Linked DNA regions of Homo sapiens: all the other regions are linked to region 3. Evidence: chromatin loops called from intact Hi-C (ENCODE). Cell type or tissue: endothelial cell of umbilical vein. All regions are shown on one strand.

Region 1 (8,000 bases), 150 kb before region 3:
CAACAAAATTGACTAAAGCAATGGAGAAAGGATTCCCTATTCAACAAATGGTGCTGGGATAAATGGCTAGCCATATGTAGAAGAATGAAACTGGACCCATTCTTTACACCATATACAAAAATCAACTCGAGATGCATTAAAAATGTCAGTGTAAAACCTGAAACTATAAAAACTCTGGAAGATAACCAAGGCAATACTATTCTGGACATAGGCACTGGCAACGATTTCATAACAAAGATGTCAAAAGCATTTGAAACAAAAATATAAAATTGATAAATAGAATAAGCTAAAGAGCTTCTGCACAGCAAAATAAGCTATCAACGGAGTAAAGAGACAACCTGTAGAATGGAAGAAAATATTTGCAAACTATGCATCTAACCAAGGTCTAATATCCAGAATCTATAAGGAACTTAAACAAACTTATAAGCAAAAAACAACTCCATTAAAAAGTGGGCAAAGGATATGAACAGACACTTTTCAAAAGTCATAGACAAGGCAAACAAGTATACAAAAAAAAAAGTTCCACATTGCTAATCATTAGAGAAATGCAAATCAAAACCACAATGATATATTATCTCATACCAGTCAGAATGGCCATTATTAAAAAGTCAAAAAATAACAGATGCTGACGAGGTCTTGGAGAAAAGGTAGTGCTTATACACTGCTGGTGGGAATGTAAATTAGTTCAGTCTTTCTGGAAAGCAGTTTGGCAATTTCTCAAAAAACTTAGAATTACCATTCAACCCAGCAATCCCGTTATTGAGTATATACCCAAAGGAATCTAAATCATTCTATGGTAAAGATATATGGATGCTTATGTTCACTGTAGCACTGTTCCCAATAGCAAAGACATAGAATCAATAGAATCGCCCCAAATGTCCATCAACAGTAGACTGGACCAAGAAAATGTAGCACATACACACCATGGAATACTATGCAGCCACTACAAATAATGAGATCATGTGCTTTGCAGCAACCTGGATGTAACTGGAGGCCATTACCCTAAGCAAACACGGGAACAGAAAAAATTTTAAAAACTGGAGTGTTACTCCTATACTGGCTGGGAATCAGTCACTGATACATGTTTTACTACTGCTGGGTGCCTTTTCTGTTGCCAGAAAGACAAAATTGCCTGATCATCAACAGCATCTGGTATTTCCGCAAATAATCTTCTGATATATTATTATTATTAGGTTTAGTTTGAGTATATTAAGTAATCTCTCTTTTAAAAAGAATTAACCTATATAATAAACTCTTAAACAGAAAAAATATGCAATTCGCCAGAAAATCAACTGAAATTGAACAGAAATTTCAAATAAGAGCCACATTACATTTTTGATTTCTAGAAACAATATTACGCTGTATTGCAGAACAATAAGTACCTAAGTGGCAACACAAAATGCCTTAATAGAGAAATTTCTGAAAGATTAGAAACATTTTTACCCAAAGGAGAAATTTGATAACTCATATCTTCCAACCACCATGATTTCACCAAGAATAATTCAAAATCTGTTGGCTAGATCAACACCAACAGACAAGATTCAAAAGATGCTTCAGAATCTACCATGGTTCAATAGCTGAGTTCTACCTAAATCAATACCAATATTAGTTATATTTTTCCAGACCCAAAAATACTTTTTGTAAGCTGAGCTAAAATTATTATTGCCTAACAATAAATACTTCCATCTGCCTGCACTTAATAATATGAAAGTTACTCGTTTAATGAAGGTTATCCAACTTAGTCTTCATTTAATGAAGGTTATCCAACTTAATCTTCATTACAACACATGATGTGAGCATTATTGTCTCATTTCAAAGTGATTAAAGAATTTATGTATGGTTATACCACAGCTAAGATGTAGGGTTGGGATTCAATCTAAAGTCAAAGGAAGTAGTCTGTCAGCTTCCCCATGCTGCCTCCTATGCCTGTGCAAATGTGAAAGTGATATACTAAAGAGTAAAACCCAAGGATTAAAGGCAAAAATATGCACTTAATAGTAATACCCAGAAGCTTTCTAGTGCCATAGTCATTAATGGAGTTCACCAAATCTCTATGAATCCCTACACTCTGGGCACATGTTAGATTTGCACTCTTTTCTTGCATGGTGGGATAGGGTCAAGTGGTAGATCTGGCTACTGAGGGGAGAGAAGTGACATGTGAATTAGTTACTTGGTGAAAGAATGGCCAAAATCTTTTTTCCTCCTGGCAGTAATCAGCAAAGTTAAACATGGTAGATGCTCCATCAGCCTGAGTTCTGGACTGACTAACCTGGAAACAATAGGAGAGTCCCTGCTTGCCCATGATAGATAGGTAGTGTTAGCCAGAAATAAATTGTTGATTTAAGCCTCTGATACTTAGGGTTGTTGACTACAGCAGCATGATCTATCATATCCTGATACTCATGATGTTCATTTCTCTCCAAGAGAAGACCTTTTGTAGGTTGTACCAAATCCATACATTACTCTACCTATAAGAAGTAACTAACCTCAACATTGCAACAAATCACAGGGAAGGCTAAACCATATATGTCCAAAAAGCAGAACTGACTTTTATCTGGACATAAATAGAATGAGAAGACATTTCCAGGTAATAAAAATATAGTAAATATGATTGTGTTTCTCATATCAGGGAGTTTCAGGGTTTTTTGTTGTTGTTGTTTTTGAGATGGGGTCTCGCTCTGTTGCCCAGGCTGGAGTGCAGTGGCGTGATCTCGGCTCACTGCAACCTCTACCTCCCAGGTTCAAGCAATTCTCATTCCTCAGCCTCCGGAGTAGCTGGGATTATAGGCGTGAGCCACTGCACCTGGCCGACTTTTGGTTATTGTTAAAATTAATTTCCAATCTATCACAGACCCAACATACTATCTCACTATGTGAGTTTATATGATCACACCAGTTCGTAGCTAGAGATCATGATGACTAGTTCATAGCTAGTGACTCTATGACTCACCACATGAATTTGACAACACCTCAAGCTGTTTGATGAGACATGCTTAGATGCTGTGACATTACAAAATTGTTATTAAAATTTCTAAAAGCTTATTTTTAATTTCTATACCTATTTTGTTACAGACCAGTAATCAAATGGTTGTAGTCATTCACCAGTTTAGGAAATCATACTTTGAGTAGCACTGCTGAACATAACCAAACTTCCTTGGCTTGTGTTTAAAGTAAACTTTTCATTTGGGTAACCAGAAACTCAGGATTTTCCATAACTGGTTAACATAACTGATATAAACACTGTGTTGAATATTATGGGGTAACAACAACATAAACAGCCTGAATAGTATTAGCAAAACTTTGGAGATGAAATGAGCAATCTGTATGCTGAAGATCATAAATATTTCCCTTAGCCATAATTATGAAGCATTTTACTAATTCCTAATGGGAAAGAATTAATAGTTAAGGTAAAAAACAGCTTGTATATGATGTATAGTTCATTGCATAGAAAACACTCTTAGAGACAGAGTAAACTACACATAGTTCTTACTCCCTAGCCTAGGCCTGGTCTTCTTAGGTATTCTTTTGTGGTCTTAAAAAACAATTGCTATAGAGATACTAAATACATTGTATAGATAATCCTGGACAGTGGACTCTAGATTGACAGTTGTCATCAGAGTTCTGGTACCCAGTTTGAGGAGACAGAGCAAAAACAACTTAGAAAGTTGCCTTAGCATAGTTTATTCCTATTTAAGCTCTCTACACCTTATAATCTTTATTTTTAAATTGGTATGTACATACACACATACATACATACATATATAACATCTATGTATGTATACTAGGGTTTCCCAACCTTCGTATTATTGACATTTCAGGCCAGTAATCCTTTGCTATGGGAGCTATTCTATTGATTGTAGGATATTTAAAAGCTCCCCCAGGACTCTAACCACTGGATACCAGTATCATGGCCCCAGTTGTGACAACCAATATCCACTGAGATATTGCCAAGTGTCCTATGGAAGATTGCTACCATTTGAAAATTACTGTTATATATAATATATATTATATATGTTAATATACTATGAATTTTAATAATTTTATTGATTTCTTGGAAAAACATGCATAAATCCATTAAGATTAGAAAGCAGACACTTTTTTTAAGAAAGCAGAATGGATCAAGATATTTAGTCTCACTTTTTCAATATTTTATATTTTATACAAGTATTTTAAAGGTACATACATCACATCCTGATGTGATGTACATACAACACACAATATTAGGCAAAGGTCTCTGTCAAGCAAATTTCCAAATATCACTAAAAAATAAATGCTAGATATAAAATGTTTATTCAATGTAGATGGGAAGGGAAAAATAATGTCAAGACATGTGGGTTGCATATCTACATTCTAATATATGGAAAGACTAGTCAGAAGACATTTTTAAACTTTCCTCCCAGGACTAGAGGCACTGCACCTTTAAATGGAGCTAGCTGCAGTAACCTGCAGAACTCTCATGGAATGTGGAGTGTTCCGGGATTCTGTCTAGTCAGGCCTCTGGCAGGGCTGTGGCAGCTTTGTTTGTGGGCAGGCAGCCTCCTCACATTTCTGTTACTTTATCCTTAAGGAAGTTGCCATGGAGACTGGCATGGAGATGGCAGTTGGCCAGGCAAAGAGTTTTAAGTTGAAAAAAACAACACATTCACACACACTCAAGCTCTTACTCACACATACTCCCAAAATAAACACATCCTTGTGTGTACATAATCAACTTTAAAAAAATACACTTAGCGTCATTGCCTATTTGGGTAAATGGTTAAACCTTTGTTTCTTTTCTAACTTGACCCAAAAAACACCATCAGAAAAAGAGCAGTTAATGAAGTAGGAAAATAGCACCTATTAAAAGTAATCCATCACAGCTCATGAACACCCAGCTAGTAGGCATCTGATTGCAAAATCTGTTTTCTTGGCAAAGGAGTCATGAGAAGGAAAACTAAAGTGATACAGTAAATGAAGAATTTCTTCATTTGGTGAAAACAAATGTGATTTGGTCAACTTAAATATTATCAAAAGTGGTCCAACATTTTATTTTATTTTCATAAACAAAATGTAAAAATAACACAGAGCTTTGAAGATTTGTTTTTTAATTTTGGGAGGGCAGCAGAATTGAAATCTTCTTTAGCATTCTGAAAAGCCTCAGATTTTATCCAATCTTTGTATATGGAGTACTTTCCACAGCAGCCTTCAAACTCAAGGTATTTGGTCAAAAACAATGATAAAATTCTGAAGTACATCTAGGTTGGTTAGAGAGAAATTCATGAAAGTCATAAATCCTTGAGAATTATCCCAAAACAGCATCAGAGATTTGAATGCTACTAGTGCATAAATTGCTTAGTGTTTACTTAGAAAACAAATCTCCATATGCAGTATGCACTTCATAAAACTAAAGCTTTCAATGTACTTTTATTTCAGCATGGACAATATGCAAGAAAGTATTGCTGTAATTCAGATTATTAGATTATGAACTGTACAAACAAGCATCAAACAGTAAAAGAAAATGGAAGGAAACGTTTTCAAAATGAAATGTTTCTTTCTGTTATGAAAGTAGTGTTGACAATCCAAAGATTTGTGTTTCCATATGTAACCAACTGAATAACACAACACTGACTATTGTGAATTTTATGTTTTTTTCCCCTCTCTCTTCAAAGGACAAACTGCCTTGGAGGTATTGTTGAGTGGGCTTCTGTGTGATAAGCCAACCCAAAACAGTTCACTTAAGGATTAAGTTGAAGCTTTGTTTTCAAGGTTTAGGGAACACTGCACAGCCTCACTTTATAATTACCACATGTATGACAAACCCTAGTGTTTTATAGTCCTTCTGATGACCAGCTGTGCATGGATTTTACATGGTCCTTTTGTCAGTATATAAATACAACCTGCTGAGGTTATGAGGAAACCACACAGTTATTAGTGTTGGTATGCACCATGAAAATGCTATTCAAATCAGCTTGTGGTTGACGTATTAGTTACTACATCAGAACCACTGATCTCTATTTTATTACTTCCCTGATGAATGACATAACACAACAAAAAAGTAGGAGTCTGCCTAGACAGATGTAATTTATCCAAACCGTCTGTTTCTATAACCCACAGAAGCAGATACTAAGTATTTTCCCCACATATATGACCATGGAAAATGATTGCAATAACATGAAATGTTACCACAGTGTTAATGACAATCCACTATACTGAGAGAAAAATCGATTAAAATCAGTTTTATTTTTCTTTTAAGGTGAAAGGCATACATTGCAATAAAGAGGTGTTGGGCTTTTATAGAGCACAGAGTAAAAACGAAGTTTTCACTCTATGACATGACAATTCTAATTGTTTTCTTTCATAAATTTACATGTACATGATTAGCAGCTTAATTTTCACAAAGCAGTCCTCAAAGACATCTTGGAAAACATGTCTTAGAAGTTCAGTTAAAACACCACCACCACTGCCATTACCACTCTCCCTCCTCTCATACCCATCTCTAACCTTTGGGCATTATTTTCAGCAGGAATGGATGTGAAGATGTTCAATAAGGGCTATGGCTTTTAACTTTTCACAATTGAAATGAACATTGTGCCTGAAAGTCTCCACTGACACATTAGACTTTGACATTCCTTCAATTAAAAGATTTACAAGTTAAAAGGATTATGAAGTTAGTTAACTTAAAAGGTATGCTTTCCTTCCCTGACATAAGGCAAAAAAAAAAAAAAAATGGATAGGCATTTTATCACAAATTATTTGGTTTATATAAATAGAAGCATTTTTTTCTAAAAGAGATGTTAAAACTGGAGTCATTTCAAAATGTATGTTTCCATTGAAAACCTTGGCCATCATTAGGATTAGGATGCTGGTTTGTGTTTGTTTTACTCATCCTCCTACCTACTCCATCTTTAAACATTTCTCCAGATTCTTGGGATATCCATTTCTCCTGCCACCTCTATCCTCACCCCTTGAAACCAGATTGAAGTTTTCTTTCATCAGGCCACATTCTACCATTTTGTCTTTTCTAATAAAACTTACCTGTCTTACATTTCATTCCTCTAGAGCTTTGCCCTCCATTACCTAAAATGGGGTCTAATTGTGTGGTCATGTAATCTAAACATGGCTAATAGCTGAGAATGAATTGGTTGGCTTGCTGTCCTGAGCCAACATAACTGCCAGGCACAGTAGGCGCAGTGTTGAGGGGCTACAATACTGCCAGGAACCTACAAAAAAACTTTTATCTTTTTAATTAGAAGAAAAAAATGAACTTTTAGGTCACAATAAGTGTTTTATTGCATATTATCAGTACATTTGTCTTCATAACAACAGACCCTTAAAATATAATTTTTAAGTTTTTATGGACGAAGAGCCCCATGAAGGCAAAAGTACCTGTGACCCACAAATTTATAATGCAGGACTGTTACTATCTAGTGACTTATGCCACTTGATTGGAAATCCTCATTTATTAATTCCTCTATTTTATGCCACATGTTTCTAATCATTTTCAAATAACTTTTATGGTATGCAAACTGTTTTCAGAAAGAGAAAAAATTCTGAGAGAAATATCCTGAGGAAGGCTTTTTAAAATGACTTTTTTTCAATAACTTTAGAAGTACAAGTTTTTTTTTGCTATGTGGATGAATTGTATAGTAGTGAAATCTGGGATTTTAGTGTACCCATCACCCAAGTAGTATATATTGTATTCCAACAGGTAGTTTTTCATCCCTCACCCCCTCTTTCTAAATTTCCAATGTTCATTATACCTCTCTGTCTACCTTTGCATGCCCATAGCATTCTCACTTACAAGTGAGAACATATGGTATTTGGTTTTTCATTCCTGAGTTACTTTACTTAAAATAATGACCTCCGGTTCCATGTTGCTGCAAAAGACATTATTTCATTCTTTTTATAACTGAGTAGTATTCCATGACATAAATATATACCACATTTTCCTTACCCACTCTTTGGTTGATGGGCACTTAGGTTGATTCTATATCTTTGCAATTGTGAATTGTGTTGCGAGA
Region 2 (8,000 bases), 610 kb before region 3:
GCCCCCATGGCCATAAACTACGTTCATGATAATTCTAGAAGTTATAGACACAATTTGGAAGATTAGATCCTGTTTATGAGAAAACCTCTCAAATATGGTAGGTTTTTGGGTCTTCTATCACAAAGTGCTTATCCCCTTGTCTGAACAGTTACAATAGATCAATAAATACACTCCCATAAGCTCACATTTTTTATACTCATTTTCAATTCTAAAATATGAGCAGCAAATCAATGACAGATTTTATTTTTTCTCGAAGACAACATAAGAGCAAATGACTATTCTGCCACTAAAACAATTTCTAGAAAGCAATTTTCGCTTGGCACAGTGGCTTATGCCTGTAATCCCAGCACTTTGGGAGGCCAAGGTGGGTGGATCACCTTAGGTCAGGAGTTCGAGACCAGCCTGGCCAACACGGTGAAACCCCATCTCTACTAAAAAAGAAAAAAAGAAAAAAAATTAGCTGGGTGTGGTGACACACACCCATAGTCCCAGCTACTCAGGAGGCTGAGGCAGGAGAATCGCTTGAACCTGGGAGGCAGAAGTTACAGTGAGCCGAGATCACGCCATTGCACTCCAGCCTGGGCAACAGGAGTAAAACTCCATCTCAAAATAAAATAATATAAGAAAGCAATTTTTAAATTTTTCAGATGTTTTTCAATATGGTACTCCATCAAAAGTCAGGTTTTAAATCTCTAAACAAAAATACCTAAAGTTAAAAACAAATTCTGGAGTAAGCATAAAATGCTGTAGAAATTACAAGTATAAAATGATCATGAAAATGTAATTGATAATATTCCTAAGGTCAGGAGCATTCTAAGTGACCAACATCTGACATATCAAAGACACTTGAATAATGTGTGCTGATGTGGTTAGTATACATTTTTAGAAGATCTAGTACTACATATAGCACTTAAAGGTATTTGTTAAGCTTGCTTGCATTTGTGGGCCAGGCATAGTGGCTCAAGCCTGTAATCCCAGCACTTTGGTAGGCCAAGGCAGGCAGATCACTTGAGGTCAGGAGTTTGAGACCAGCCTGGTCAACATGGTGAAACCCCATCTCTACGAAAAATATAAAAATTAGCCGGGTGTGGTGGCTGGCGCCTGTAATCCCAGCTATTTGAGAGGCTGAGGAAGGAGAATTGCTTGGACCTGTGAGGCGGAGGTTACAGTGAGCCTAGATCATGCCATTGCACTCCAGCTTGGGTGACAGAGAGAGACCATATCTCAAAAAAAAAAAAAAAAAAAAAATCTTGCTTGCATTTGTGGATGTTTCAACAAGTTTAGCATTTCTTGATCACTTAACCTGATTTGTTTATGCTTCTTTACAATCAATCACCAGTGCAGTGCTTGAGTATTTGAGGGTAAAAAAAATACACTAAGAATTTTTAGATTATATCTGCTATTTCTTTTTATTTTTTATTTTTATTTATTTATTTTTTTATTATACTTTAAGTTCTAGGGTACATGTGCACAATGTGCAGGTTTGTTGCATGTGAACAATGAGAACACTTGGACACAGGAAGGGGAACATCACACACCAGGGCTTGTTGTGGGGTAGGGGGAGGGGGGAGGGATAGCATTATGAGATATACCTAATGTAAATGACAAGTTAATGGGTGCAGCACACCAATGTATCTGCTATTTCTGTGTGAAAAGTCTAATTATAAATCAGGAAGCATTCCTACATTAAATTAAAGTGGTGTTATCAATTGATATTTCTTTGAGTGACATTTTGCCAAATATAAACCAACAGTTAAGAAAAGTGATATAACCTAGGACTTCAGGATGATGGATTTATGCAGAACATGAAAAGTGTACAGCAGACTTTTACATAGAAATTAAGATATGCCTCATACATACTGAGCCCCTGGTTATGGAGTTGCTCAGCAAAAATTCAGGCCCAGATTCACACAAATATCTGAGTTCCGGCCAACTGCTTCCTGATTCTGAAGCTTAATTTAATCATCTTAGTGCAATGCACTAGATCTGAAAAGAATGGCCTAAATTCTACTTTAGGACTTTACTTGTTTACATGGCATTAGGTAGTGAATGTAGCTAATGGAAGTTCAAATTGTAATTCTGTATTTTAGTACTGAAGCTTTAGTACTATTTAGCATAGTTCTCATTTAAGTGGCTACTTTCCATCTTTTTTTTTTTTTTTTTTTTTTTTTTTTTACTCTACCTAACAATCACGTCTGAAACCCTATTGTCACTCGTTGGGTCCTCCTAGATATCATGGCCTGGTAGACACCAAGAGAACGCTTTTAAATATTTCAGAATCAGCACAGTAGATCTCTGTTCTACAATTTTAAATAGCCCCTGCACTTTTTTACAACACATATAATAAACTGACAAGTTGGTAACTAGAGTCCATTAATAAAATAGGAATGGTCACGTTGAAAAGTTTGGAAGCCAGGCAAAGCAGAGAATGGCTGAAAATAAATGCTTAGCATGAAAAGAGATAAAGGGAGGGGTGAGGGAAGAGTAAGCAACAGGCAATGAAAGAGACATGAGAGAGAAAGAGAAAGAGAGGGAGGAATTGGAGGTGAGGAGTTGGGAAACGTTATCTATCTTTAAATATTAGATGGGTCATATTAGACTTATTCCATTTGCTCTAAAGAGATGAAATAAAGACTAAGTGTAGAAATTATAAGTAGGCAGAGTTTAGCTGTCCAGCAAATTTTACACCAGTGGCATCTCTATTATTGGGAGTATTAAAAAGAGGCTCTAAAATCCCTCTCAGAATTGCTTAGAAGACCAGATGTGGGCCAGATCACTGCTTCTCAAACTTTTTTTTTTTTTTTTTTTTTTTTTTTTTTTTTTTTTTTTTTTTTTTGAGATGGAGTCTCGCTCTGTCGTCCAGGCTGGAGTGCAGTGGCGCGATCTCGGCTCACTGAAAGCTCTGCCTCCCGGGTTCACGCCATTCTCCTGCCTCAGCCTCCTGAGTAGCTGGGACTACAGGCACCCACCACCACGCCCGGCTAATTTTTTGTATTTTTTAGTAGAGACGGGGTTTCACCGTGTTAGCCAGGATGTTCTCGATCTCCTGACCTCGTGATCCACCTGCCTCGGCCTCCCAAAGTGCTGGGATTACAGGCGTGAGCCACCGCGCCCGACCCCTGCTTCTCAAACTTTACCTTGCTCGTGAAACAAGAAGGGATCTTATTAAAATTCAGATCTACATCAGCACTTATGGGCTGGAGCCTAAGATTGAGCATTTTCAACAAGCTCCCAGATGATGCCCAGGCTGTCCCTCTATAGACCACATTTTGAGCGGTTAGAGACTCCCTTAAGGTGCCTTCTCACTGGAAATATTAAAGTATTTCCTCAGGTAGGTAGTAGAACAAAAGAAGTGAAGGAAATCACAAGAGTCAGCGACACTACATGCTTAAATTTCATTGATAAAATGGCTAAACCATCCTGTCTTTTTAGAGGCAGAAAATCGCTGGAAAACAACACTTCAGAGATAATAGCATAAGCACTGAGATAATGATACTAAAATGCCCTCAAAGAAAATTGGCAGCAGTTCCAGATTCATACCCAGTGTAGACAACTGTGAGGAGCTTGAAACTGAATGTAACCCCTAATACTGAAATTGAACCCTGCTAGCTAATAGCATGTTCACACAAGCCTGTGTTTAGGGAACAAAGATTGAAGATTGAAGAACTCAATGAGACAAGGATCTGAATATATTGTACTATTGAGCCATAGTGGGAGTGGAATTACAAACCAATACACTGAGCTTTTCTGTGTTCCTATTGACCTTTGGACTCAAGGAAACCCAAAAAGGAAAGAGAACTGGCATCTGAGTTGCATACCATGCTACTTTTAATAAGCTGCAAGATTTGCTGCCCTTGAAAACACTGCTCCCTATTCTGTGCAAACAGCTTGATGGAGGGCCAGCTGAAGGGATGTCACTCGGTCAACAGGAAGTGAGTGTGGACAAAAGGTCCAAGTTTAGGAATGCCTCTCTGGATTTTATTTTGATACAGAGCCTAGTCAAACTTGGTTCTTGTGGCCAGAGCCAGAATAAAAAAATGTGCTCACAGGCTAACCATGGCCTTTTTATTTTTATTTTTTCATTTTTAAAGGCATAGTCCCTAATAACACAATCATATGCAGAACCCAACTAGAAGAAAGCTGGAATACAAGAGAGGGGCATGAATTTCTTAAATGTTCTTTCCCAGTTACATTTAAAATGTTTGTTAATGTTTTTCCTCACTAAAGGAAAAAAAGGTAAATGTATTTCAGATGCTTTACTTTGCTCTCTGTGGCCTGAAGAGGTCTTTTTTCTCTTTCTTTAGAGACAACGTCTTACTCCGCAGCCCAGACTAGAGTGCGGTCCCATGATCATAGCTCACCGCACCCTAGAACTCCTGGGCTCAAGCAATCCTGCCTTAGCCCCCTGAACAACTGGGACCACAGATGCATGCCACCACCATGCCAGCTAATTAAAAAAAATTTTTTTTAGAGACAATGTCTCACTATGTTCTCCTGGCTAGTCCAAAACTGCTAGGCTCAAGCAACCCACCCACCTCAGCCTCCCAAAGTGCTGGGATTACAGCATTAACCACCACACCCAGCCTCTCAAGAGGTCATTTTTTCAGAATGTAGGCTGGTCGTGATGGCTCATGCCTGTAATCCCAGCACTTTGTGAGGCCAAGGAGGGCAGATCACCTGAGCTCAGGAGTTCAAGACCAGCCTGGCCAACATTGCGAAACCCTGCCTCTACTAAAAAAAATAAATAAATAAAATGCAAAAGTTGGCTGGGCGCAGTGGTTCGCACCTGTAATCCCAGCTATTCAGGAGGCTGAGGCAGGAGAATAGCTTGAAACCGGGAGGCGGAGATTGTGGTAAACCGAGATCGCACCACTGCGCTCCAGCCTGGGAGACAGAGCAAAACTCCGTCTCCAAAAAAAAAAAAAAAAAAAAAAAAAAAAATGTAAAGGGAGTCACTCATATCTTCCAGGTTAAAGTGTTTTATGAAATCAGTGTACAGTGTGTACATAAAAAAGCATCATCAGTTCTCAGGCATCATAAGGAAAAGCTGCATTTCCCTCATCACAGCATGATTTCATGTTATGGGGTATTGAGTTTCACTGAAACCTCTGTAAGTTTTGTAGTTAGACAGATACCAGTTCAAATCCCCTTTCTGCGACTTACTGGTTGAGGTATATGAACCTGTTTCTTCATCTTGAAATTTGACATGGTAATAGTTGGAAAAAGAACTGGGTAACAAAAAAGGATACAAAGTAAGTGAATTGGAAAATTTTATCAGGAAGCTCATAGGGTTGTACTGGGCATTTAAAAGAGATTATGGGCTGGGCGCAGGGGCTCATACCCATAATCTCAGCACTTTTGGGAGGCTGAGCTAGAAGGATTGCTTGTGGCCAGGAGTTCAAGACCAGCCTGGGCAACATACGGGGACCTCATCTCTACAAAAAAAAATTTAAAATTAGCCTGGATTTGTGGCAAATTTCTGTAATCCCAGCTACTCAGGAGGCTGAGGTGGGAGGATTGCTTGAGCTGGACAGGTAGAGGCTGCAGTGAGCTATGATTATGTCACTGCACTCCAGCCCGGGCAACAAAGTGAGACCCTGTCTCAACTATTAAAAGGCAAAAAAGAAAAAAAGAGATCATCTATGTAAAACTTTCAAAGTCTAGTAAGCCATCAATAGCAGACTGACAACAGAAAGTAGCTGTTTAAAGACTGCTTGCCTCAATAATATTAAGGCTTCAAGAATCATAACTGGTTCTGTTCCTATCAATGAGAAGTATTTTTTGTTGCAGTATCACTTCCCTAGGTAACATTGGAGATGTCCAATGAAGATATCCAGGAAATAACCCTGGATATTTGACCCTGTGGATGCTGCTTTCCAGACTAAACATTCAGCTATGAAGGTGAAAAAGTATAAAAATGAACAGTCAGACTGGGAGGTAGGATTTTTGAAACATTAAAAACAAAAAAAAAGAACAGTTTGGAAAACACACCCAAGTGACTATAAAAATTTAAGATTCTAAGCAACTACAACATAATATTAAAATTAGAAAATCATTTTGTTCAAACAAGTATTTAATGAGCACCTGCTACGTCGTGCCCACTACTGGGTGCTCAGTGAGTTAGAAAGGTGAAGGAGACAAAAAAATCTTGAGAGGCAGTGGAGGGTAGTGGTTAGGAGAATCGACGCTGAAGCCAGGTAGTCTGGATTTGAATTCAGGTTTTGCTACTAACTGTGTGATATTGAAGAAAATGTTACTGTGCTTCAGTTTCCCCATCTGGAATATTGAGATAATAGTTTTTGTTACTTCACAAGGCTCTTGTAAGATTAATGAGGTTACTATATGAATGACACTCATAGCAGTGCTAGTAGATAATAAGTGACTGTGTGCTCAGCACTACTGTTACACCGACAATGCTGCAAAAGAGAAGTACTAAGTAAGGGTCATGGGAATTCTGCATTCAGAGGACCTCTAAATGACAGCTCCACAAAACAGCACCTCATGTGTGCTGGCCAACTCCCTGTTGGTCTATAGAACCAGTCTCATGCTCTGTATCCTGCAAATCTACCTTTTCCAGACTCCTTTGTCAACTAGATTCCAGTAGGATTGGCCAATGGGTAGTATTGGCAGACGAATAAAAGACTGAAGAAAAGGAGAAGTCAAGGTTTTTCTTTCTCCTACAGTGTTTCCTCCTGGTACCAACTCCCACCTGGCAGCCCTGTCATGGTTCTAGCTTTCATTAGATGGCTCCACCTTCTGACTTAATAGTAACCCCATCTCCTGCCACAATCCTCTAGACCTAGGATTGGTAGCAGCTTCCTGTAACCCCACTTCCTTCCACTATCCCTCGAAACCTAGATATTAGCCTGGTGCAGTGGCTCATGCCTGTAATACCAGCACTGTGGGAGGCAAAGGCGGGCCGATCACCTGAGGTCAGGAGTTTAGGACCAGCCTGGCCAACGTGATAAAACCCCGTCTCTACTAAAATTACAAAAAATTAGCTGGGCATGGTGGTGGGGGCCTGTAATCCCAGCTACTTGGGAGGCTGAGGCAGGAGAATTGCTTGAACCCGGGAGGTGGAGGTTGCAGTGAGCCGAGATCACAGCACTGCACTCCAGCCTGAGTGACAGAGTAAGACTCTGTCTCAAACAAAACAAAACAAAAAACTAGGTGGGCCAGTGTTCCCTGTTATCCTAACCTCTGGATTGCTCCTCTAGACTGTTTAGCTTCTTAGATTTTCCTCTCTGTGCAAACAATCTTCTTCATAAACTGCCTAGATGTGTTTCCATTTTCCTAACTAAACGCTAATTTTATAGCATGCTAGGTCTTGTAAAATGAACTGGATTATGTTAAGATGAAGATAAAGAACATTCCAAACTGACTGCATGGCCAAACCAAATTAAATAACTCATGATCTTAAACTTTCAATGAAGAGGTCAACAGTAGCTATCTTTTAGTAAATACACAAGGTCAGCTGCATTAACCTTATGTATCAGGGTTGTTAAAAATTTCCAGAGTTAGGCTTTCTGGATTCAAATTATGGCTCTGCCACTTACTGACTGTATGACCTGAGCAAGTGATGCCTTCGCTGCTTCAGTTTCCTCTACTGAAAAATGAAGATAATGATAGCACTCCATGTTACAGTGAGAATAAATGAGGGAATGTACATAAAGAGGTAAGAACAGGCTGAACACAAAGCATGTGCTTCATATTTTATCAAGTCCACTTAAAAAGTAGCAAACAAAATTTTTAGCACAGATTTGTACATCCTGGACTCAATTTTCTGGTATGCCAGTTCAGAAAGAAAGTTTACTCCCAGTAACAGTGAGATTTTTCCAGGAATGTAAGCTTGTTGAGTCCTGGAGACCTGGCTATAGGATTACTGCTGTATTCCCAGTATCTACCATGTGTCTGACTCAGTACAGAAGCCCAATACGAGAAAGCAAATGAGCAGATATTCAGAAGTTATATTTTCCTGCTTTTCAAAATGGGAAAGACTC
Region 3 (8,000 bases):
TGGCCCTAGTTATAACGTCTACCATTATTCACAACGTATTCAACAATATTTCTAGGATTTTGCTATGGGCCTTTTAAGCAATTATTTTTTCACGATGAACAATTTCAATAAGCACTTGTTTCCTTTCCTTCTGTGTGGCTGAAAAGCTGATGAGATATTCAATCCAGAAAGTTCTGTGAGTTGTTCAGCTTTTTTGAGCAGAAGATTGGAACTTACTGAATATAGTCTCTCACCTAACATAATGGAAAACCTGAATAAGTGAATACAAATACAAAATAGGAATTCACACAATTTCTTAGGTGATAGAAAATTACAAATTCAAAAATATAACATAATCTGCTTTTCATGCTGATTTCTTTACTACTATGTAATACTTTTTATCGCGTTTTCATGCAAAGATAAAAAAAGTAGACATTTGCAGAATTTATGATTCCATCTCAACTTCCCAATCCAACTGAGCCTAAACACTTTAGAACATATTTTAAAAGTGTCAACCAATGACAAGTACAAAGAAACTTTAACATTCTATTCTAAGGATTCCATTAAACTTTTAGAAGCCCTGACTTTTCGGTGACTTCAGGACCATGCAGATCAGAATGAATAAATTCTTACTGTCCTGAACACAAGGCTAATAATTAAGGTGACATCATCCTTTGCTGACACCACTCTCAGTTCAATTCTCACTGAGTCAATCCAATCAAAGCTGGATTAGTTGAATATCCCCCAGTAGAAATAGTCACAATTAAAGATAGCTGTAAACTTAACAGTAAGTCTGTGTGGATTCAACTGGTAAGTCCCAATGTTCATATCCACATAAAAATAAATGTCCTTGGGTGGCAGTTTATCTCCTGGTGGAGATAAGCTAAACCTCTCAGAGGATGGTTCTTCTGGAGCACTCTTCTTTTCTCTGCATCTTGTGTTTTAGAAAAATATGTGAAGGAAGACAAAACCCCATCTTAATGAGCACATCTCCTTTTTCCTGGCCAGCTCTACATGTTTCAGGATGAACATCACTTGCTCAGGGAAGCCTCATAACCCCCCTACCCCTGTCCCACGTCTGAATTAGGTGTTCTTGCTACATCCACCCTCATCACTTTACATAATTTTACCATGGGCTTGGCATACTTTATTGCAACTGCCCATTTTGCTCCATGGAGAACAGAACTTCTTCAATCTTGTTCACTGTTTTGTCCCCAGCAATTAACACTATGCCTGGAATAAAATAAGCACTCAATTGTCAAATGATTGAATGAATGGATTGATGGATAGACAACCAATGCCAAATAAATGAGAGGGCAAGACAGACCCACCATATCTTCATCTGGTTTCCTAGATAAGACCTCAGTTTTGCATTTAGAAGACAAGTAGTTATTTAATCACTACCTTCTCACTGGTGAACTTCAGGACTCACCAAAAACCAGTTACTACCTCTGAAGGCAGGACACAAACTGTTCTGCTCACCGCCCCCCATATTACATTTTCAAATCTTGCTTATGACTTTTTGAATAATGAGAAAAAGATACAGGAGTACTTTTCACCAATTTTACAAAGGTTCACTCGCTGCCTCTGGACTCTAAGAAAAAGGCTTATTTTCTTGGCTCTTTGTTGGAGTGCTATAAGCTAAAAATCTGTGGGCATCAAATATAAATGAATATTTGAATATATTATTCATATAAGGATATAATATAGTATTTCATTATTTTCTAGATGTTAAGATAATCTCCACATAAAAGCACATTTCTAAGTACTGAACCTGCTGAGGTAATTTAAGACAGTAATTAGAAGTTAGGTAAACTTAGTAGCACATTTGAACCATGACTATAACTGTAACTTTTCCCATCTACCAACTGGGTTCCCTTAAGTCAGGAAATCTAGTTGCACAAAGAAGACCAAGTAGGATTCAAGTGCCAAGAGTTGCCTTTGGATCAATCACAAAGTTGAGATGATAAATTTGAACTTCTCATCCAATTTCCCCATTATGAAATTTACAGACTATTTCTTCTTTATATTCCAAACACTTTGCTACCCAACTGTAGTCCCCATCTGGCTATAGCATTTTCCATATCGGTCCTGATTTTCTGGTTGATGATTCTACTACGGAAATTGTTTTTGAGCAAAATGTTACAAAAAACAATTTCAGCTGCTGAAGAAATTGATTCTAAAATATCTTGTTTTGATTTTTCAACCTTAAAAATCTAGAAAAATAAAAACTTCATTTTGAGTATCTAAGAAAATTTTAGATCATTAACATTTTAAACTCACAGTTGGGAAGGATTTAGTTCAAAATGCAACGTAATTTTTTTTTTTTTTAGAGGTGGAGGTGAAACAGAAGAATGACATTTATACCTGATGTTTAATGTTAATGGCTGATTATAGTCCCAACTTACTGCACAATTTCTATCATCCCACAAAGCTACTGCCATTGAAGGGATGTGAATATTTGCTAACACTGCCAACTCAAGTATACATATTCTAATAATCTTCTAAAATACTTTTACAAGAGGTACCTAAGAAAAAGACCTTATTACATTCTACTTGAGACAATTGAAAACTTCAAATATAGTGGAACCAGTTGGTAGAAAAAACTCTCAAAAAAAATGAGGCCCTATCTGGACATGAAAAGAGAAGTGGAAAATTGAGGCAATTACCCAGGTCTTTCAAGATAAGAGAAGCCTTTAGCAAGCCACTGAAGCAAATACTTTCTTTTTCTTTTCTATTTTCTGTCCTGAAAGATATATATAATTGTTTAAAGTTCTTATTTCATCAAACTTGCACTAAAACAAATTTAAACATCTGACATTTCAAATACATTTCAATTGCAATCTGAGTTTGTCAACTTTAGGAATGTGGAATGAGAGTAGAAGGTTCTGATCTCCCTTACTTCCCGGTAATTGCAATACTTAAGAAGCTCTAGGGTTGGAAGGCACATGGAGGCAGCTTTTAGGAGCAAGAGATCTTGCTAAATGCCTGGGGCTCTATCTCTGGGAGATTTAGGTGACAAGCATGGGCTTTTGAGTTAGGCCTACGCTCCAAGTCATTTCTCTGTTTCTAAAATAATGTCTTACTTTCTGGTTCTGCATGTCTTCATCAGGCAAATGGTACCTTACAAGCTATTTGTTAGTGATGAGTAATTACAACATAACATAAGCAAAGCCCTTAATACACTCAGAGATAGCATGGGCTTGGTAAAGGGAGCTGATGGTCTGAGTTAGTTTGGGACTAGCCCTGGTTACACTTCATGGCTATATATGCATAAATAAGTACATTTGCACAGTCCTAAAGTGAAAATGCATCAGCTTTCAGAACCAACCAACGCTTGTAAGCCCCCCGACTTTTATGTTAGCAGAACTCAATCCCTTTCATTTACAGCATATTCAATGCAGCTACACCTAACATAAAATATAACTTTATCTGCTGCAAACATTTTGAAAGGATGTTTAATTTTCCTTGTTAACATGTAAACTTAAATTTAGTTATGATTTGATTTCTCGGCAATTATCAGTATCATCTTGTGATCTGAGCAAATGCGATTCTATAATTGTTTTCAAAATGTGAACAATGTTTATTGTGACTAATAATTTCTGAAGATTAACATAACAAACATATTAATTTTGGCTAAGACCATTTCTCTGAGTCACAAAAAAGGTAATCAATGATCATTTGTCAGACTTCTGTTTAAACTCCAGCTCTAGCACTCTGAGCTGTGTGACCTGCATAAATTACTTGGCCCCTCTGAGCCTTCTTTAAAATAGGCATATATCATCACCATCTCTCCCTCCTTCAGCCATGTGTTGTGATGCATACATGAGAGAATATGTGTGTAGGTACCCTGTTAATGTGTGAGTATATTAGTATTTGAATGAACACGTGGAGCAAAAACAATAATAGCACCCTCAAAGTCAAATTGAGATTCTTGTTCCGTTTTTCTCACACCCTCTGTAATAAGTACTAACACGCAGTATCCTGCGTTGGCAGAGGAGGGTATAATAAGACCCCACATCTACCCATACTAATAAGTAAAGTAGCAGATCGAAGGCCCTCCGGGATTTAAGTCCTGCCTTGAAGATGCAGAACAGGGAGGTCAATGCCACCTATAGCGAGAATTTCTTTCCTCTGCAAAGGTGAAAGTCTCCAGATACAGGGGCTCTTCCCAGATCATAAGTCACCCTCCAGTAGCCATTTACGCTGTAGGAGGAAGGGCCCCACAAGTAGCCTGCTCAGGCTCCCTGGAAACTTCTGTGGCTTTCATCAGAGTTCCGAAAGTGAAACGAGGCCAGACATCCTTCCAGGGCCAAAATAGTTCGGAAACAAAAATACGCTGTGCGGCAAGCCCACCGAAGCCAAGGCAGCTGAATAAGCACCCAGCTCACAGCACAGGAAACCAGGCTGCCCTGTAAATAAAATTAGCCTAATGAGACTCTGTCGCCATCCCATGTCTGAACTGAAAAGTGATTTCTGCCAAGCCCTATATCCAAGCAGATAATCGTCTCTCTGAACATGCATGGGACTTCTAGCTAAAGACATTTCAGTTGAAATTCAGAGTACTCATGTACTAAAGTATTTTTTTTATAATTATTCTCCCTAGAATTCTAGGATAGAGAGGACTTTTCCCATTCTATGATTTTAGAAGTTATTTATTTACGCCAAACTCCATTTTAATTGAGGAATAGTATGATTGTGCATATACTTGAAGGAGAAAAGCAGGGAGAGAGATGGAGAGGAAAAAGAGAGAAGTTTTCATTGTCTAAAGTATTTTTTATGGTTCCCAAACTAATAAAGAACTAAGGATTTAGATACCAAAGCTGGCCCCTTTCCAATAGGGCATCCAATGAGAGTTGCTCTCAAAGGATTTATCCACGAGGAAAGCAAATTCACTCATATAAACAAAACAGGATTAAAAAATTGTTCCAGGAACGTCACAGCTCTGTCTCAATAAGCTTGGCTGTGTATTTAGAGACTTGGTTGGATTAACATATCCCACTATGTGACGTCGCTGCCTCCTATGGTCTGTGCGGTGAACGAAAGTGAGGCAATCAGCAGCAGGTAAAGATACTGTATGTGCTCCTTGTTGCTGAAATCAATGACTAATCCTGCATGGACAGGATGAATACAAAGTCAGGGAATCTGCTCTCACTGCAGAATGCCTTTTATAATATTTGCATTGAAAAAGTTTTAATAATACACTCAGCTATGGTAGTCAATGTCCTATAGAAATACAACAGATAAGCTGGTTGACCCCCTAACGTTCGATTAATTCATCCCTGCTCCATGTATCCCTCTGAATGTGTTCTTATGTCTCTTTGTGTTTCAGTGAGCTGGCAGTCTTCCTTTTCTTTGGTTACTCTCCATGGGAACTAGGTCAGGGATCTACCCACTGTGGACTCCAATGAATGGTCCCAGTTGATTGATTGTTTTAAGTGAGACTTGGAGACATTTTAAGAACACTGTAAGGATGATGGTTTGGGACATGGCACAGTTTAGCCTCAACTAAGTAGAACATTAAAAAAAAAAAAAACCACTTAACTTTTGGAAGCAGTCCTAAATGTTTAGGACTAAAACTTGTTAATAGGATGGGTAGAAGAAATGATTACAGAAATTTATTTTTTGTTTTCCTTTTTTGTTTTGTTTTGTTTTTTATGTGTAGCTGGTAGGGGAAAAAAGAAAAGTATAAAAGGGAATTTTCAAGGTATCTGATTCTGGGTTGGAAAAGGGAAAAAGTGGAATGGAATGGCAGATTCTTGTATATTCAAAATAAATCTTTCTACTCTCTAGTAATATGAGGTACAGTGCTATAAAGCTTTTGCTCTGAATCACTATGGATAAATAACTTAAATTCTCTAAAGCTTTGATAACATGAGAGTGTTATCTATATGAGAGGATTTTTGTAAAGATTAAATGAGATAAAGCACATGAAGTGATCATAAGTCTGTCCCACAAAGGGTAGGTGTTAATAAATGTAGCTGAAATTATAGTATTAATGCAGATTGTAAACTTGCCCATTGCCTACACACCTAGGCTGTAAAAATTTGCATTTACAGTCTGCATAATACCTAAAATGAGAATATAAAAGTCTTACTCTAGTTATTTAAAAGCATATTAAACTGTACAAATTTGAAGTTTCATTCATCGCTAAAGCTAATTCTAAGGAAAGTCAAAAGAAAGAAACTTCTGAAGAATGACAGCAGTGCAAAGCAACAATCATAAATAGAGATAGAGCATGATAACATATATATGTCATGGTTAATGTCAATTTCAGCTAAGATTTGTCAAAGAATAGCAAGCCAAATACATTTAGACTTCCCTAAATAGTTTTGTTTACTATCTTCACCCAGACATCTTATAATATAAGAAGGGTGATTTTAAGATATTAAAAGTTTGCCTTTGGAGTTAAAAAGTAAAGACAAACAGAACCTATAAGCTCATAACACCTTAGGCTTAGAAGTCATTAGATTGCCTAATTCAACTCAATATTACCACCATGTAAAAATACCTACCTAGAGCATTGTCAGTTACACACCTGAATATTCAAAATCACAGGTGTTCATTGCCTCCTAAGGCTTTCTACTCTAATTTCACACAGTTCTAATAGTTAAAAAGTTCTTCATGCTGAATTGAATTCCCCATTCTTGTAACAATTTCTATTACCTGTTGGAACAATACAAAATTATTCTCTTTTCTACATAAAAGCCTTTTAAATATAGAAAGATTATTATCAGGGTGTCCCTAAAATCTTTCTCCCTTAAGACAAATATGCCCAGTACCATCAGAGATTTCTGTTAGTTGTATGTAAATTCTCCAGTCACCCTTTTCTTGAATCAGTGAACATCTGCTCAATACCACACTCTGGTGTGAACTGAGAAAAACAATATAGGGTAGGAACATCGGCTCCTGTGGACCTGACATTAACACACTATTAATGCAATCCAAAAGGATATCAGAATGTTTTAATCGCTACATCACTCTGTTGGCTTGTAAAGAGATTTGCTTTGTATAAAAATTTGCTCATATTTATATTAAGATGGGTTCAGAGTAGTCTTCCTATTTCTGTTGTTTTTTTTAACCTAAACAATTGAATTTGAATTTGTCTATGTTAAAGTCGTCTTGGTTTTAGCTGTTTGTTCCAACCAGTTTAAATTTGTCTTGAATTCCATATTTATTATGTGATCCTCCATTTCAAAGCATTTGTGTAACTTTTCAGCCCACATCCAAGTTGTTGTGCAGCATTTTAAAAGGGACAGGGACAAATACAGGACTGTGAGGCTGGGCATTCATATGCCACTTTCTGGGTAAAATCTCATGACCTACATTCTTTATTCACAGCTCTCCAATTTGTCAGCAACAAATCAGTAAAAACTGTTCCATGACTTGCTCAAATTTGAAAAGACTTTGCTTTTGCTTTTTAAATCACCTAATCCAGAAGTCTAGAATCCTACCCCAAAAAAGGAATCAAGAGTAACTTTCATTCCCATCCTTTTAAAATACATTCTGAAATTTAGTGGTTGCCCTTTTTCTGTGAACTCAAAACCATGTGTTTCCTGACTTATTTTGCCCAGAAATTGTTGTCAAATTTACAAATCTGTCACATTCGTAATCCATTTCTCTCTCCCTCTCTTTTTGTAAATGGCCTAGTATAAGCTTTTCTAGAAGCTTATGCTTACTTTGTCATCTCTGCTCTTGAAGTTTGTCTCCTCTCCAGAGTGCAATTTATCTGGGCTTGATATTAGAAATCATTTGACATACGTAGGTATCTTCTTAACGTGGCCTTTCCTTTCCTGGCCTTCCATATATTCTTATTAACCTTTATTCTACTTTCCAGTTGGGAAAAAAATGTCAAACAAAAAATAAAAATAAAGATTTCTCTCTTTCTCATGTCGTTTGTTAGTATTACACCATATTTCCAGCATGCTCATTCTGCCTTCCTTTCATGTGAATACAACTATGTTACGATTTGACGGTGGAGGAGGTTGGGGGAGAATCTTATTCCAAAACTGAAATCCTTA

Evidence for each region. Hi-C counts contacts between places; a loop is a spot of excess contacts. Peaks named below come from ENCODE experiments on the same cell type or tissue, not always from the same donor. Only the 100,000 strongest peaks of a DNase experiment are listed, where the experiment ranks them.
Region 1: it touches region 3 in a loop (5-fold over the local background); 4 of 110 quality-filtered maps call a loop at or near these places.
Region 2: it touches region 3 in a loop (7-fold over the local background); 3 of 110 quality-filtered maps call a loop at or near these places.

The regions. Positions count from the first base shown.
Region 1 is chr3:29,062,157-29,070,156 of GRCh38, reverse strand. No RefSeq gene overlaps it. Among named protein-coding and RNA genes, the nearest start is that of RBMS3-AS3, 210 kb to the left of the region's middle. In endothelial cell of umbilical vein, no CTCF peak of the experiment used is centred here; a DNase peak (open chromatin) is centred at 4,596; H3K27ac peaks cover 1,414 bases.
Region 2 is chr3:29,521,357-29,529,356 of GRCh38, reverse strand. The region is part of intron 3 of RBMS3 (RNA binding motif single stranded interacting protein 3); the gene reads right to left. Among named protein-coding and RNA genes, the nearest start is that of RBMS3-AS2, 120 kb to the left of the region's middle. In endothelial cell of umbilical vein, no CTCF peak of the experiment used is centred here; a DNase peak (open chromatin) is centred at 3,906; H3K27ac peaks cover 1,616 bases.
Region 3 is chr3:28,913,248-28,921,247 of GRCh38, reverse strand. No RefSeq gene overlaps it. Among named protein-coding and RNA genes, the nearest start is that of LINC00693, 340 kb to the right of the region's middle. In endothelial cell of umbilical vein, CTCF peaks have their summits at 4,429 and 5,015; DNase peaks (open chromatin) are centred at 4,337 and 4,997; H3K4me3 peaks cover 421 bases; H3K27ac peaks cover 965 bases.